Linked DNA regions of Homo sapiens: region 1 is linked to region 2. Evidence: read pairs that join two places in POLR2A ChIA-PET (ENCODE). Cell type or tissue: MCF 10A. All regions are shown on one strand. Links, peaks and the distances in the headings refer to the core of each region. The heading gives the core; the rest is flanking DNA.

Region 1 (5,377 bases), core at 230-5,229, 150 kb before region 2:
GGCTGGTCTCGAACTCCTGATCTCAGTTGATTCACCCGCCTTGGCCTCCCAAAGTGCTGGGATTACAGGCGTGAGCCACTGCGCCCGGCCTCATGCATTTTTTTTAAACCATAATTAAAGAAAAGGAAAAGTTCTAGCTCAAGGCCAGGCCTTCCACTAGGTGGGCCCCTTCACACGTGTGCTCTTATTGCTACGTTCAGGATAGCTGGCCACAAGGCAGGATAGCAACAGAGGCGAGGAGGAGCTGGAGTCTAGCCGATGCTGAAGAAATGAGTCTCAAGACCGCAGACATTTAGAATGTGTCACAGCCAGCTGTGCCAAGGAAAAGGCTACATACTGTTATATCCCTGACTCCAGAAATCTCTACCTGGAGGGTCTTGGCAAACATAACAGGTGTATTTCTCGGGCACATTTTCTTCCAGTAATCCCATGCAGACCCCATGCTGCCAGCACTGGCACTCTTCACACTGTTAGAATTAAAGAAGCAACAAAAATTAAACTCAGAAGGTGTTCTCCATCCAAAAGTAAGACCCACCTGCTGAGGGGAGGGGCATGGGAGGATAGAAGGAGAGGGGAGGAAGGAGCACTCCCTCCTGACTAACGTGGAACTGAGCTGCTGCCACACATCTGGAACTGCACTGTCCAGTATGGTAGCCACTAGCCACATGTGGCTCTACATTGAAATTAACAAGGTAAGCTAAAAATTCAGTTCCTCAGTCCCACGAGTGACATCTTAAAGCTGAGTTTGAATTATGGCTCAGACACTCATTAGCTGTGTGACTTTGCACAGGTTAGTTCTCCTGGGCTTTATTTTCCCCATCTGCAAAATGGGATACACAATTCCTACCCTCCTCCTGGGGCTGTTTGTGAAGATTCAATGGGTCATATGTAAAAGCTCCTATTACAGAGCCCAGCACATAGCTTTATGTAATAAGCTACTATTAATACTATTAACCACTAATGAGCAAACCAATTCACTAAGACCCCTGCTGGAGTAATCATGGGTTAGTACTTTGCATTTATTCTCTCTAAACCTTACCAAAGATCACATAGCTATTGAAAGGCAAAGGTGGATAAGAACATAACCTGACTCGTTGCTAAACCAGTTCTTTCAACCCAAGGCTCCACTTCCTTCCCTGAGTATTGAGGGGACAGGGGGAGAGGGCCAGAAGGCAGAGAGGGAAAGGAGGGAGTTGACAATGAGGGTTGCACTGGGAGACATGTGGACAGCCTGAGGATAGTAGGTCTGAGAGCTAAGGGTCCAGAGGAGGGAATGAAAAGGAAAGGCGAACTCCCGAGGAGATACTAGGGCACTTCAAGCAATTCCAAACCAGGACCCTAAACCTTTAACTACCCAACCAAACAAATTAGCCCTAGAAGGTGGACAGTGAGCTTCCTGACATGACCTTGATGGTGGCCCACCAGCCTGGCCACAAGGGACTAGAAATCCAGAGCTCAGATGGTCCTCAACCACTGGGAGTCACATAGGTCCTGGCATCAAGAGGGCTTCCCTGAGCAGATATAAGGCCTCTAGGAAGTTAATCACATCAGAATCAATGTGGGCAGAGCGGGAAGACAGGCTTTAGATATCTGTTTTAGATTCTTCAATTTACAGATGAGGAAACTAAGGCTCAGAGAAGATATGTAAAGTGACAAAAAGGCGGTCAGTAGCAGAAAACAGACTAACAATTAAAAATGAAAGTCTGTCGGCCGGGCGCGGTGGCTCACGCTTGTAATCCCAGCACTTTGGGAGGCCGAGGCGGGCGGATCACGAGGTCAGGAGATCGAGACCATCCTGGCTAACACAGTGAAACCCCGTCTCTACTAAAAATACAAAAAAAATTAGCCGGGCGTGGTGGCGGGCGCCTGTAGTCCCAGCTACTCGGGAGGCTGAGGCAGGAGAATGGCGTGAACCTGGGAGGCGGAGCTTGCAGTGAGCCGAGATTGCGCCACTGCACTCCCACCTGGGCCACAGAGCGAGACTCCGTCTCAAAAAAAAAAAAAAAAAAAAAAAAATGAAAGTCTGTCTCACCAATGACTTCATGTTTTGAAAACCAGGATTCACCAAAAATGAATCAAATACAGTTCAGTTTCAAAATGGTAACTTTTTTTTTTTTTTTTTTTTGAGATGGAGTCTCACTCTGTCACCCAGGCTGGAGTGCAGTGGGACAATCTCGGCTCACTGCAACCTCTGCCTCCCAGGTTCAAGCCATTCTCCTGCCTCAGCCTCCTGAGTAGCTGGGACTATAGGCACATGCCACCATGCCCAGCTAATTTTTTGTATTTTTAGTAGAGATGGGGTTTTACCGTGTTAGCCAGAATGGTCTCGATCTCATAACCTCATGATCCGCCTGCCTCGGCCTCCCAAAGTGCTGGGATTATAGGCATGAGCCACCGCGCCTGGCCAATGATAACTTTTTCCATGTGCGTGTAGCTAAAACACATTATTCCTTTAAATTAAGAAATGAATGAGAATAATAAACAAACTAAAAGATAAAATACCTAAGAATAACCATAAGCATGTATTGCCTCTCTAAAAAAAAAAAAAATGTAAATACTATTTGAAGAACACACACAGAGACTTAAGTCAATGTACAGTGCACCCTGTTCCTGGACAGCAAGAGTTAACATATGGATATCAATTATCCTTGGGTTAATTTATAAAAAGAATGTAGTCCCGGCCAAGCACAGTGGCTCATGCCTGTAATCCCAGCCAGCACTTTGGGAGGCCGAGGCGGGGGGATCACTTAAGGTCAGAAGTTCAAGATCAGCCTGGCCAACATGTTTGAAACCCCATCTCCACTAAAAATACAAAAATTAGGGAGGCATGGTGGCAGGCGCCTGTAATCTCAGCTACTTGGGAGGCTGAAGCAGGTTCAAAATTGCTTGAACCTAGGAGGCGGAGGTTGCAGTGAGCCAAGATCACGCTACTACACTCCAGCCTGGGCAACAGAGCGAGATTCCATATCAGAAAAAAAAAAAAAAAGTCTCAATAAAATAATAAATTAATAGCTTCAGAACTAGAAAAAATTCTAAAATTAACAGCTGGGAAATGTGTGAAAAAGAAAGAGCAATATGGAGACACTAGCCATACCAGATATTTTAAAAATATTATAAAGGTACAATAATTAAAATAGAATTGTACGAGCAAATATACAGACAGATGAATCGCTGAAAGAGAGAACCAGAAAAGGATTCAAATGCATTTAGAAATGAAGTAAATAAAGGTGGCATTTCAAACAGTGAGGTATGGTATTAGTACAATGGGGAGCCATAGTTCTCACTATATACCTGGCAAAATTTCAGGTGGATCAAATATTTATATAGCTTAAAAAAAAGAAAAATGGGCCAGGCGCAGTGGCTCTTGTCTATAATCCCCGCACTTTGGGAGGCCGAGGCGGGAGGATATCCTGAAGTCAGGAGTTGGTCACCTGAGGTCAGCCTGGCCAACATGGTGAGACCTCATCTCTACTAACAATACAAAAAATTAGCCAGGTGTGGTGGTACACACCTGTAGTCCCAGCTACTCAGGAGGCTGAGGCAGGAGGATCACTTGAACCCAGGAGAGGAAGGTTGCAGTGAACCAAGATCATGCCACTGCACTCCAGCCTGGGTGACAGAGCGAATCTCCGTCAAAAAAATAAAATAAAATAAAGTAAAATAAAATGTGATCCAACCATTATGCAGAAAATAAAATGGTTTTTAATTTACATATTGCTAAATGAAAAAAGATGTTAAAAATACTATACATGCGGCCAGGCACAGTGGTTTATGCCTGTAATTCCAGAACTTTGGGAGGCCGAGGTGGGCGGATCACCTGAGGTCGGGAATTCAAGACCAGCCTGACCAACATGGAGAAACCCTGCCTCTACTAAAAATACAAAATTAGCCAAGCGTGGTGGTGCATGCCTGTAATCCCAGCTACTCGGGAGGCTGAGGCAGGAGAATCACTTGAACCTGGGAGGTGGAGGTTGTAGTGAGCCGAGATCACACCATTGCACTACCCCAGCCTGGGCGACAAGAGCAAAACTCCATCGCAAAAAAAAAAAAAAAAGAAAAGAAAAGAAAAGAAAATACTATACATAAAATGCAAACATTTGCATTTAGACAAAGAGATGGTTGCAAAGCAATGTGAATGTACTTAACATCACTGACTTGCATACTTAAAAATGGTTATAATGGTAACTTTTAGGCAGGGCAGGGTGGCTCACACCTGTAATCCTAGCACTTTGGGAGGCTGAGGAGGAAGGGTCATTTGAGGCCAGGAGTTTGAGACCAGCCTGAAAAACATAGCAAGATTCCATCTCTACAAAAAAAAATTAAAGAAATTAGCAAGGTGTGATGTTGTGTGCATGTAGTCTCAGCTACTTAGAAGGCTGAGGTGGAACAATCACTTGAGCCCAGGAGCTGGAGGCTGCCATGAGCTGTGATTGTGCCTCTGTACTCCATCCTGGGTGACAAAGCAAGATCCTGTCTCAAAATAGGAAAATATAAAAATAAAAAGGGTAACTTTTAATGTTATGTGTATTTTACCAAAAAATTTTTAAAAGGAAACAATACATTTGCTATTGTTTGTTTAGCCATAGAATGTTTCTGGAAGGATATACAAGAAACTGATAAGGGCTGACTCTACGGAATGGGTAGTTGGGGATAAGGTGGGGATAAGGTATTTCTCTGTGTGCTTTCTGGACTTTGAATTATGTCAGTGCATTAGGTACCAACAAATAATATGAATTTTAAAATAACCAAAACTTTCAAATGGGCTTCTTTGTTTAAATTTTTATTTACTTAATTTTTATTTAATTTCTTGTAGAAACGGGGTCTCTCTATGTTGCCCAAGCTGGTTTTGAACTCCTGGACTCAAGTGATCCTTCCGCTTCAGCCTTCCAAAGTGCTAGGATTACGGGTGTGAGCCACAGTGCTAGGCCATTAAAATGGGCTTCTTTTTAAAACTGCTATAAAATCTTTACTGGAGTTGGACACTTAATACATATTAATACTTGTTGTTGTAGGGCAAAGGTCAGCAAACTACAGCCCATGTGCCAATGCCAGCTTGACTTGTTTTGTAAATAAAGTATTATGTGAACACAGCCATACGCATTTGTTTAGGGGTTTTTGTTTGTTTGTTTTTTGAGACAGGGTCTCACTCTATTGAACAGGTTGTAGTGCAGTGGTACAATCTCATCTCCCTGCAGCCTTGACTGCCCAGGCTTAAGTGATCCACCCACCTCAGCCTCCTGAGAAGCTGGGACTACAAGTGTGCACCATCACAATTAACTAATTTTTGTATTTTTTGTAGAGACAGGGTTTGCCACGTTGCCCAGGCTGGTCTTGAACTCCTGGCCTAAAGTGATCTGCCCACCTCAGCCTCCCAAAG
Region 2 (5,377 bases), core at 225-5,224:
CTAAAAATACAAAAAATTACCCAGGCATGGTGGCGGGCACCTGTAATCCCAGCTACTCAGGAGGCTGAGGCAGGAGAATTGCTTGAACCCAGGAGACAGAGGTTGCAGTGTGCCGAGGTTGCACCACTGCACTTCTGGGCGACAGAGTGAGACTCCGCCTCAACAAAAAAAAAAAAAGAAAGAAAGGAATGTCAATCCACCAGCTATGGACTTTTTCCATATGAGAAAGAGACCTCTTGAAAATCAGGTCTCTACTAGGACAGAGACCCCCAAATATCCTTCTAAGATACCTGGAAGTCAGCCTTTAAAATCTGAGAATTATGTTCCTGACATGGAATAAACTATCACTGAATAAAAACCTTGGTTTAGGCCAGGCGCAGTGGCTCACACCTGTAAACCTAGCACTTTGGGAGGCCCTGGCAGGCGGATCATGAGGTCAGGAGTTCGAGACCAGCCTGGCCAATATGATGAAAGCCAGTCTCTACCAAAAATATAAAAGATTAGCAGGGTGAGGTGGCACACACCTGTAGTACCAGCTACTTGGGAGGCTGAAGCAGGAGAATCACTTGAATCCGGGAGGCAGAGGTTGCAGTGAGCCGAGATTGCACCATTGTACTCTAGCCTGGGCAACGAAGTGAGACTCCACCTCAAAAAAAAAACAAAAAACAAAACAAAACAAAAAAAAACCCTTTGTTTAAATCCCAAGCCCCTCCTCTTGCTCCTTCCCCAAAGTTCACTGATTCAGGCTCCACCACTCTTTCCTAAAACTGTCCTATTTACATTTAGTCACTCATATTAGGCTTCTAAAATTGTACAGGATTTCTGCCAGCTCATTAGTTCCATTATTTGGCAAAAGAGAGGAAGGTCCAGGTAGGACCTAGCCCAAGATCTAGCAAAGTTGTCAAAGCATTATTACAAATTAAGGGTTCAATTTTTTTTTTTTTTTTTTGAGACACAGTTTCACTCTTGTTGCCCAGGCTGAAGCGCAGTGGTGTAATCTCGGCTCACTGCAACCTCTGCCTCTCGGGTTCAAGCCATTCTCCTGCCTCAGCCTCCCTAGTAGCTGGGATGACAGGCACCTGCCACCACGCCTGACTAATTTTTTGTATTTTTAGTAGAGACGGAGTTTCACTGTGTGTTAGCCAGGCTGGTCTTGAACTCCTGACTTCAGGTGATCCATCCGACTTGGCCTCCCAAAGTGCTGGGATTACAGGCGTGAGCCACAGTGCCTGTCTCAATTTTCATTAGGTTACCCTATAGTCAATAGCCTGTAAGGGGCAGTCACTGGCAAAGATGGATTAGACAAAGACATCACCCTCCTTTTCTCTAGGCTCATAATCCAATCAAGGATCTTGACTAAGCATACATTTTGGTTTAAAGAATGTTTATCAAGAAAAATGTCCCAGCTTAACCAACATAGTGAAACCTTGTCTCTACTAAAACTACAAAAAATTAGTTGGGCATGGTGGTGCGCACCTATAATCCCAGCTACTCAGGAGGCTGAGGCACAAGAATCGCTTGAATTCAGGATGCACAGGTTGCAGTAAGCCAAGACTGCGCCACTACACTCCAGCCTAGGCAACAGAGCAAGACCCTTTCTCAAAATAAATAAATAAATAAAATTAATAAAAAGACTTTATCAAGAAAAATGTAAACATCCTCCCTATTATTTCTTAGGAAGATGATGAAAGAAGAAAACTCCAGAGGTTAAATATACCTTTAAGTCCTGACTTCCAAGCCCCCTCAGCAACTGTCTTTGACAATAATCAGGTGCTCTCAAAGAACTGTTGGTTTTATTCATTTGTTAAGTTATTTGAAATACAGATTTCTTATCATTATCCTTAACAATTCCTTGTTCTGGGTTTTGTGGCTGTGTGTTCCTAGAAGAGCACTTGGAAGCAATGGGGTCTCGTGCTGTCACCCAGCTGTAGTGCAGTGGTACAATCCTAGCTCACTGCAGACTCTGAACTCCCTCGTCAGCCTCCCAAGGAGCTGGGACTACAAGCACGCACCACCATGCCTGACTACTTTTTTGTTTTTGGTGGGGGAGTAGAGACAGGAATCTCACTTTGTTGCCCAGGCTGGTCTTGAACTCCTGGCTTCAAGCAATCCTCCCACTCTGGCCTCCCAAAGTGTTGGGATTACAGGCGTAAGCCACTGCACCCACCCAACCACGAGTAATTGTCAAATGGTATTTGCACTTAGGATACACTTTCAAACTTCAGAAAGGAAGTTTAAGCACCTTTACAATCCAGGAAGACATACCAGGCAACTGATTCCCACAGATACAGGAGATCTTGGGGAAGGGGACTAAAAACATTACATCTCATACTTTCCCCAAATCCCAGCCAAAGGCAAACAACCTGCTTGCTTCCTCTTTAAATTTCATGCCACCTGCCCTGCTAATTCAAACCAAAAAACAAAGCTGTGGTATGGAGGAAATGAAGTCCCTTTTTAAGTATACATTAGATAAGAGAACTGACAAGTAAATACGGGGTATATAAGGTACAGACTCCTTCTTGGTAAGGCAGAGAAGTCACAAACATTGAATGGAGAACTCAGGAAGACTTCTTTGAGGATTTCAGGTAGTTCTGAATGAAATACAGCATGGAACTGGAAGAAGACATGGAAGCAAGAAGAACGCTGAAGTTGGGTTGAGAACAAGCTGGCTGCCTCAGCTAGAAAAAAAGATAATGGCAGAAGTGACTTGGACAAGGGAATAACTGGCAGGCTGCCCAAGGGAGCACATGAAAGAAATCAGATCTGCTGCAACAAGCTACCACAGGCAATGGGGTTTCTAAGCAAGGTAGCGACCAAGATTCAGCCAGGGTGGACATTGCAGATCATCAGCCCCTCATTTTACAAATGGGGAGAAGCAGGCCCATAGCATTAAGTGACTTGCCTGAGGTCTCACAGTAAATGGAAGAGCTAGGACTAGAGCCAAATCCAGATCAAATCCGTTACTGAATAGGATCTGACACTCATGTGAGGAATAGGGGTTGGAGGAGGACAGGGACACAAAATAGTCTAGTCATTCAGGTTTGTCCTGATTAGGGCTGGCAACAGGATCACGTGGAAGAGGGCCAGACAGGTGACAGCCAGGGAAATAGGTACAGATGATCCAACACACTTAGAAAGGAAAAACACTTTCAGAGGTAGTCTTTGTCTCCAAAAAAATTTTTTGAAAAAAGGAAAAACCCACTTGAGACTTAGAATAGATTAGACATGTGGGTACAAAAGGAGAAAGATCATCATAAAGCATGATCACCATCAAAGAATATCATCTTCTCCCCAGCATTTGTCTTTCTGGAGCACCCATTTAGAGAAAGCCAGAAGCTTCCATTCGAGGTCGGGGAACATAGCTTTATCCTGGCTTTTCCTGGCCCATTTCCAGAACCCAGAAAACCAAGAAGGACTCTTTGGAAATTCCAACACCTGTGACCCACTGATTTGGGGTATCACAGACTCCCTACTCATGGTAGGATGAGGAACCAGACAGACAAGCTGGCTATGCAGTATTTATTAGAATGATTCTATATCAATAATTATGTTCACATTCAAGTAAGAAATATGTAACCATTTAAATTTGGCAATAGCCAGGCATGGCAGCTCACACCTATAATCCCAACACTTTGGGAAGCTAAGGTGGAGGACTGCTTGAGCCCAGAAGTTCAAGACCAACCTGGGCAAAATGGCAAGATCTCATCTCTACAAAAAATTTAAAATTAGCCAGGTGTGGTGGCACGTGCCAGTGGTCCCTGAAACTCAAGAGGCTGAGGGGAGGATCGCTTGAGCCCAGAAGGTTGAGGCTGCAGTAAGCCGTGATCACACCACTGCACTCCAGCTTGGGTGACAGAATGAGACCCTGTCCCCACCCAAAATATATATATATACACACAGAAACCAAACTCCTGGAGAAGTTTTGGCCTTTTTTTTTTTTTTTTTTTTGGAGACAGAGTCTCACTCTGTGGCCCAGGCTGGAGTGCAGTGGTGCAATTTTGGCTCACTGCAACCTCCGCCTCCCGGGTTCAAGCAAGTATTCTGCCTCAGCCTCCCATGTAGCTGGGATTACAGGTGCCTGCCACCACACCCAGGTAATTTTTCTATTTTTAGTAGAGACAGGGTTTCACTGTGTTAGCCAGACTGGTCTCGAACTCCTGACCTCGTGATCTGCCCGCCTCAGCTCCCAAAGTGCTGGGATTACAAGCATGAGCCACCGTGCCCAGCCAGTTTTGGCCAATATTTAAAAAGCTATGTGCTAGAATAACTAATTGAGTATAACTAATAAAGGGGACTATGGCCTTGTACAAACTTTTAAGGGATGTGTGTCTGGATAAAGATAAAATAAAAAAATATAAGGCTAACCACCACCTTCCTATTTTCACAGAGAAACTTTGTCTTCGTGTATGAAACCTCACTACTAAAAGTGTAGTTCAGTAACATCAGCATCACCTGCAAATCAGAAATGCATTCAGGTCCCATCCTAGATCTACCAAATCAGAATCAGCATTTCAACAAGACCCCTGGGTGACTTACATGCACATTCAAGTTTGAGAAGCACTGGTGTAGAATACTTTAAGGGTGCACTGTACGGCAGTACACAGATAAAGTATCAAGCAGCCAAAGAAAGAGACAAAGTATCTGTTCACTTTCAGTATACTATATTTTATTAGGTACTGCTCAGACAGACCTCCAGTGATTTTTATAAATTTGGTACTTCCTAATGGCCACATCATCTAACTGTGGGATCTATTTCATTTCTGGAAATAACACAACTTAGTTCTAGGGCTTTCATGCACATGAAATATAAAACAGCTTAGTTGTTCTGAAAACATGACAATGGTTAATTTTATTCAAGTCCCAACACTGAGTTCAGAGCACTTCTCCATAGGCCCCATTAATCTCTCCAGGTTTCTGGGAGTATCATTAAATCCCTCGGCATCCTTAAGAAGCAGGTGCTTAGCAAACATCCAGTTTCCAAATGAGAGTCAGAGGGGCTTGATCCTGAAAGTGTAGTATTTTCCTGCCTTGTCCTACTGGTATAGCTTCTTGGACCTAAAATCTCTCTCCTGCTGAGGCCTCATGCAGCTGCACACTCAAGTACTTCCCAAAAGGAAGAAAGGTCAGAGGTATCATTATCCCCAAGCACTTGGAATTCCAGCTGTGGAGAAATTAATCTGGTTGGGGGTTCAGGCTGAGAAGCCCTGAATAAGATCTGTAAAGGCAGAAGGAAACACAAAAGAAAGAACTATTGAGGCTCTTAAGAGATAGGAGGTCCCAGATATTTGCAGATTTTAATGTGAGGATTGGGGGTAAAGATTGACAAGAGGTTGGCCGGGCTTGGTGGCTCACGCCTGTAATCCCAGCACTTTGGGAG

What was found. ChIA-PET counts read pairs that join two places held together with the same protein. Peaks named below come from ENCODE experiments on the same cell type or tissue, not always from the same donor. Only the 100,000 strongest peaks of a DNase experiment are listed, where the experiment ranks them.
Region 1: POLR2A ChIA-PET joins it to region 2 with 5 read pairs; 4 of 35 experiments call an interaction of 5 or more read pairs at or near these places.

What each region holds. Positions count from the first base shown.
Region 1 is chr20:35,922,870-35,928,246 of GRCh38, reverse strand. It overlaps PHF20 (PHD finger protein 20), which reads right to left. Exons shown (of 18, transcript NM_016436.5): 14 at 368-467. Among named protein-coding and RNA genes, the nearest start is that of SCAND1, 29 kb to the left of the region's middle. In MCF 10A, for the core only: no CTCF peak of the experiment used is centred there; no DNase peak of the experiment used is centred there.
Region 2 is chr20:35,774,326-35,779,702 of GRCh38, reverse strand. All of the region lies in intron 1 of PHF20 (PHD finger protein 20), which reads right to left. Among named protein-coding and RNA genes, the nearest start is that of PHF20, 5.0 kb to the right of the region's middle. In MCF 10A, for the core only: no CTCF peak of the experiment used is centred there; a DNase peak (open chromatin) is centred at 2,742.